Linked DNA regions of Homo sapiens: region 1 is linked to region 2. A link is a loop called in an ENCODE intact Hi-C map of the cell type or tissue named here. Cell type or tissue: natural killer cell. All regions are shown on one strand. Each heading gives the region's core, and the rest is flanking DNA. Links, peaks and the distances in the headings are about the cores only.

Region 1 (2,926 bases), core at 307-2,806, 1.0 Mb after region 2:
AGGAAAGACTCATTGTTCACACATGCTGGGCTTAGAGAGCAGTATTCTTCCACTGCCCAGGAAAGAGAAATATAGTGTCTCCTTCCCCCTTATGTTTTGTAGTATTGATGCAGGGGGCACGTGCTGTCAACTCACTCGGAGCTATGCACACAGAAATTTCAGAACGTTTTAAATGTTATAAAATTGCAAGTTAATAGCAGAAAGGGGTATTTGAGGAAATTAGTCTTTCAAATAATTTATCAGAGTGCTTACAATTCCCATTTCAAGGCAGGTGAAGTAATAATGGATGGTTGGGACTTGAATCATATTCAATGCATGAAGTAGAAAGGCCATCTGCATCCAAATTGTTTGAGTAAATGGAAGAACCAGAACTGTCTGGGCAGATATTGCTGCTGCTGCTGCTGTCACCGTTTTAACTCGATGCCGAGTGGCAGCCCTGGGAGAAGGCAAAGAGAGCTAATGCTCATTGCCTTAAACAAAACCTTCCACGCGAATCCACATGCTACCCTTGTACCTCCCAGGCTATTTGAACCAGAAGTCAAAAAACAATCAGTGAAGAGTTTGGTTTCCTTCGAGAGAGAAGCCCAGCATTAAAATGCTGGTCTCTTCCTTGAATATGACTCCCTTGGTGTTCTAAAATAATAAAATGGCAATATCCTTTTAAACCAAAAAGCAATCTCCTCAAAATAATTATAGTGCATCAAGGATAACTTGCAAATATGCTCCAGGAAATCAAGGCAAAGAGCAAATCAAGGGAAAAATAGATATTTCCTCAGTTAAGGCTGATGCAAATGGCAGCACTTTTATAGCATTTGGTCCTGGCAACATGGCTCAGCTGGGAGAAAGAACACCTAAAACCTGAATCCCATTAATTTTACAATACTATTTCCGTAGGGTTTCCACTGAGACTTAGCAGGGTTTTTAGTATCCTTTTGTGGGAACATCAATACAATTATTTGTGGAGTACTTTGCAAAATGATCTGGGTCAATAATATACAGCCAGAATAAAGCGAAAAAGCCTAGTTTGGAGCTCTATTACCACTAACAAACCCAGCTCCACTGAGCAATTGTTTTTATGTGGTGATTTAAATTATGCAATAATTTAACCGACATGCTCTGTGAGAGAATCATTTATCCTCTGTTCTCTAACATGGCTGTCTTGGAAAGACTTACACCTTTAGAGAGAACATTAAACTAAGACAGCAAATAAGAGAGGAAGAAAAAATGATCACAAATACAAAATTTAGGGGAAAATGCCACCTTGACTCCCTCCTGCCCTCTGCTGGGTATTGTATGCATCCTCAGTCCACCTCAGTTCTTTCTACAGGACAGTGTTGAGGTGATCTGGGTGTGACAAATATTTCTATTCTGGTGAATCTTATAGGTAAATATAATGAAAGTGAGTCAAGGGTTTGCTTTGTAAGTTTTCTGTTTTTTAAAATTGGGATAAAATAGACCTAAAAGTCCTCATTTTAGCCATTTTGAACTATACAGTTCAGTGACATTAAGTATACTCACCTTATTGGGAAACCATCACCACCAACCATCTTCAGAATGTTTTTTCATCTTGCAAAAGTGAAACTCTATCCATTGAACACAAACTGCCCCTTCCCACCCTTCCCCTAGCCAGTTTGCTTTCTGTCTCTACGAATCTGAATGCTCCAGGTACCTCACGTAAGAGGAATCATACAGTATTTGTCATTTTGTGATCAAATGTTTATTTTTAAAACTCATAATGAAATACTATAAGAATATATAGGTAACAATGAGAGGAGATGAACGAAGGAGTATGTAAGAGTTTTGGGACAAACATATGAAGGAGGAGAGAGGGAGTTAGCAGGAACAAAGTGACAAAATGAGAGAGCAGCAGTGTAGCAAATCCTGGCAATGTGCTTCCCTGTTAAAATGCTGTGACTTGGCTGGGTTCGGTGGCTCACGCCTATAATCCCAGCACTTTGGGAGGCCGAGGTGGGTGGATCACTTGAGGCCAGGAGTTCGAGGACAGCCTGGCCAACATGGTGAAACCCCATCTCTACTAAAAATACAAAAAATTAGCCAAACGTGGTGGTGCATGCCTGTAATCCCAGCTACTTGGGACACTGAAGCAGGAGAATTGCTTGAACCCAGGAGGTGGAGATTGCAGTAAGCCCCCAAGATCCAGCCACTGCACTCCAGCCTGGGAGGCAGAGCATGACTCTGTAAAACAAAAACAAAAAGAAAAACAAAAAAACAAACCTGCTGTGACTCAAAATAAGCACCAAAGAAGTAAATTGCACAAGGATCTACAACTAGCATATGCTGGAGCCTGGTTTGACTCTATCCTTTTGGGCTCCAGAGGTTCACTGGATCCATGTCCTTATCTCATGAACCAGTTTCTTCCAGTGCAGTTTCTCATTTTGTAAAACGTTAAGAAATTTTCCAGGGGTTAAGAGTACGGCCCTTGCTCACTGTTCATCTCATGCATGCAGTGATCACCTATCAGTTAACTTTAGTATGCCTGACCCCCGAGACCTTGAGCCCCAAGTATCTGCCATTATCCCACCCTTTGCCTGAAACCTTATAACATAAAGGTAGCTGTTTACTACTTGCGACCCTGGGATTAGGACAATAATTGTCCCTCAGGTCTACTCCATTTAGGTAAGCTTCTTGAAAGGTGCTTGGGGGGCTTCTAAACTGTGTGATTTGTAGAATCAGCAAAAGGATTAGTTGAAACAAACCGAAACCACACTGTATTCCTTCTACTAAGCACAGGTATAGCCAACAACCAAGCAACAAAAAGAAAGCCAATTAATGTTGGTGTATTGCCAGGACAGTTGAGCAGCTACCTCCTCGCCAGCCTAGTGGAGTAGTGGGAAATGCTCATGGAACCTCCCGCTGCCACCTGGTTCATCTCTAGGTCCCACTCACAACAGGACCCTCCAGGGGG
Region 2 (2,926 bases), core at 322-2,821:
ATAAATAGTCCTTCTCTGTTCTCCTTTGGGTAATCTTTGTTTATTTCCACAATTGCCACAGTTTTTCAGTCTCCCTGATTTTCATATCTAGGCCGAAGGCGAAGAATGATTAATCAAAATATTTGTGTCTTTATTATTTATTTAATACATTTAAATGTTATGTAAAATTTTCTGAGGAAGAGTGAAAAAATTAAAAGTATTGACTGTTGGGAACCTAATTATATATATATATAATTGATTGCATTAGATAAAAGGGCATATATATATATATTTATATATATATATATTTATATATTTATATATATATATATTTATATATATATATTTATATATATTTATATATATATATATTTATATATATTTATATATATATTTATATATATTTATATATATATTTATATATATTTATATATATATTTATATATATTTATATATATATATATTTATATATACATACTCAGAAGAAGCCCCCTACCTTTGTTTTTTGAGACAGGGTGTCGCTCTGTTGCCCAGGCTGGAGTGCAGTGGTGTGATCTCGTTTCACTGCAACCTCAGCCTCCCTAGTAGCTGGGATTACAGGCATGTGCCTCCATGCCTGGCAAATTTTTGTATTTTTAGTAAAGACAAGGTTTCACAATGTTGTCCAGGCTGGTCTCGAACTCCTGACCTCAAGTGATCAGCCCGCCTCATCCTCCCAAAGTGCTGGGATTACAGGCATGAGCCACCACACCTGGCCCAGAAGAAGCCCTTTTATCTAATGCAATCAATCAGTTTAAAAAGTCACATAAAGTGGGAAAACATAAAAAGAGATTGCCCATACAGCTCAAATATTCCTTTTTATTTATCACATGTATCATAAGAATAGGGCTTTTCTTTGAGCAGGAGTCTGTAGAATGAATTGTATTAGGTTGGTGCAAATGTAATTGTAGTTTTTGCCATTACTTTTAATAGTGGTTTTTGCAATTAAAAGTAATGGCAAAAACTGCAATTACGTTTGCACCAACCTAAATATACAACCTCTTCCTTATGTAAACAACCAATGTGCACTGTCCAGGTCTCAAAGAGAACTAAATTTAAACACACCTGTGAAAAAAAGATATGTATATTTGTGTATGTCTTTTATTTTAATTCTTATAAAAGAGTTCTTTAAAAAATATTTACATTTATGTTTTCTTTTAACAACTTGATTAATATCTCAGTCTACTAGTGTGACTATCAGTCTGTTAGTGTGAATTTGCCGGATTTATGATGAAAATTTTGGAAGGAGATCAGCACTTGAGGAAATAACACTGGCTTGTCAAAGTTTATAACTTCAGCTTTAAGTGGTACATGTACACTTGCAGTTTCCAATCTCACCCATCAGATGGTGCCAATACTTCACTAGTAGTTTTGCCACAATGCTTTGATATCCTCCGATGTGGCATTTGAAAAGCATTGAAAGATTGATTACTTATGCTCTTGATAAAGTTAAGGATTTTATTATTAATTCAGCTTTAGATGTAGTTAAAAATGAGTACAAGTGTATGACACCCTTCAGATAAACGTATGCTAAAGAATTAAGCAGCCTGAAATGAATGGAGAGCTATTTATTTTTTATAGTTGTATCTTACTGTATATTTAATTTATGCAATTCCCCAAAACCAGTGCTTCTTCTTCTTCCTTTTTTTTTTTTAAATTATACTTTAAGTTCTGGGATACATGTGCAGAATGAGCAGGTTTGTTACATAGGTATACACGTGCCATGGTGGTGTGCTGCACCCATCAACCCCTCATCTACATTAGGTATTTCTCCTAATGCTATCCTTCCACTAGCCCCCCACCCCCTGACAGGCCCCAGTTTGTGATGTTCCCCTCCCTGTGTCCGCATGTTCTCATTGTTCAACTCTCACTTATGAGTGAGAACGTGCAGTGTTTGGTTTTCTGTTCCTGTGTTAGTTTGCTGAGATTGATGGTTTCCAGCTTTATCCAGGTCTCTGCAAAGGACATGAACCCATCCTTTTTTATGGCTGCATAGTATTCCATGGTGTATATGTGCCACATTTTCTTTATTCAGTCTGTCATTGATGGGCATTTGGATTGGTTCCAAGTCTTTGCTATTGTGAATAGTGCTGCAATAAACATACGTGTTCATGTGTCTTTATAGTAGAATGATTTATAATCCTTTGGGTATATACCAGAGATTGCTGGGTCAAATGGTATTTCTGGTTCTAGATCCTTGAGGAATCGCCACACTGTCTTCTACAATGGCTGAACTAATTTACACTCCCACCAACAGTGTAAAAGCGCTCCTATTGCCCCACATCCTCTCCAGCACCTGTTGTTTCCCGACTTTTTAATGATCACCATTCTAACTGGCATGAGATGGTATCTCATTGTGGTTTTGATTTGCATTTCTCTAATGACCAATGATGATGAGCTTTTCTTTCATATGTTTTTTGGCCGCATAAATGTCTTCTTTTGAGAAGTGTCTGTTCATATCCTTTGCCCACTTTTGGATGGGGTTGTTTGTTTTTTTCTTGTAAATTTGTTTAAGTTTGTTTAAGTTCCTTGTAGATTCTGGATATTAGCCCTTTGTCACATGGATAGATTGCAAACATTTTCTCCCTATTCACTCTGATGATAGTTTCTTTTGCTGTGCAGAAACTCTTTAGTTTAATTAGATCCCATTTGTCAATTTTGGCTTTTGTTGCCATTGCTTTTGGTGTTTTAGTCATGAAGTCTTTGCCCAAAACCAGTTCCTACAAGTTAGATCTTTCCAAATTTCCATGTGCTTGCCATCTGCTGCATTGCAGACCAGCCATGTAGTATGAAAACTTGCTCTGAAGCTGCACTCCTAACTGCACTAATTGTTAAATCACAATTACTTTTGCACCAACTGAATAGCTCCTAGAGTGCTTCCTGGAGTCGGCAGTTTGCACCTACCCTG

The links. A loop is a pair of places that touch in the nucleus more often than their neighbours do. Peaks named below come from ENCODE experiments on the same cell type or tissue, not always from the same donor. Only the 100,000 strongest peaks of a DNase experiment are listed, where the experiment ranks them.
Region 1: it touches region 2 in a loop (2.9-fold over the local background); 3 of 110 quality-filtered maps call a loop at or near these places.

The regions. Positions count from the first base shown.
Region 1 is chr7:37,508,960-37,511,885 of GRCh38, forward strand. No RefSeq gene overlaps it. Among named protein-coding and RNA genes, the nearest start is that of ELMO1, 62 kb to the left of the region's middle. In natural killer cell, for the core only: CTCF peaks have their summits at 1,289 (motif pointing left) and 1,489; a DNase peak (open chromatin) is centred at 1,282; H3K27me3 peaks cover 234 bases.
Region 2 is chr7:36,486,571-36,489,496 of GRCh38, forward strand. No RefSeq gene overlaps it. Among named protein-coding and RNA genes, the nearest start is that of ANLN, 98 kb to the left of the region's middle. In natural killer cell, for the core only: a CTCF peak has its summit at 1,397; a DNase peak (open chromatin) is centred at 1,371.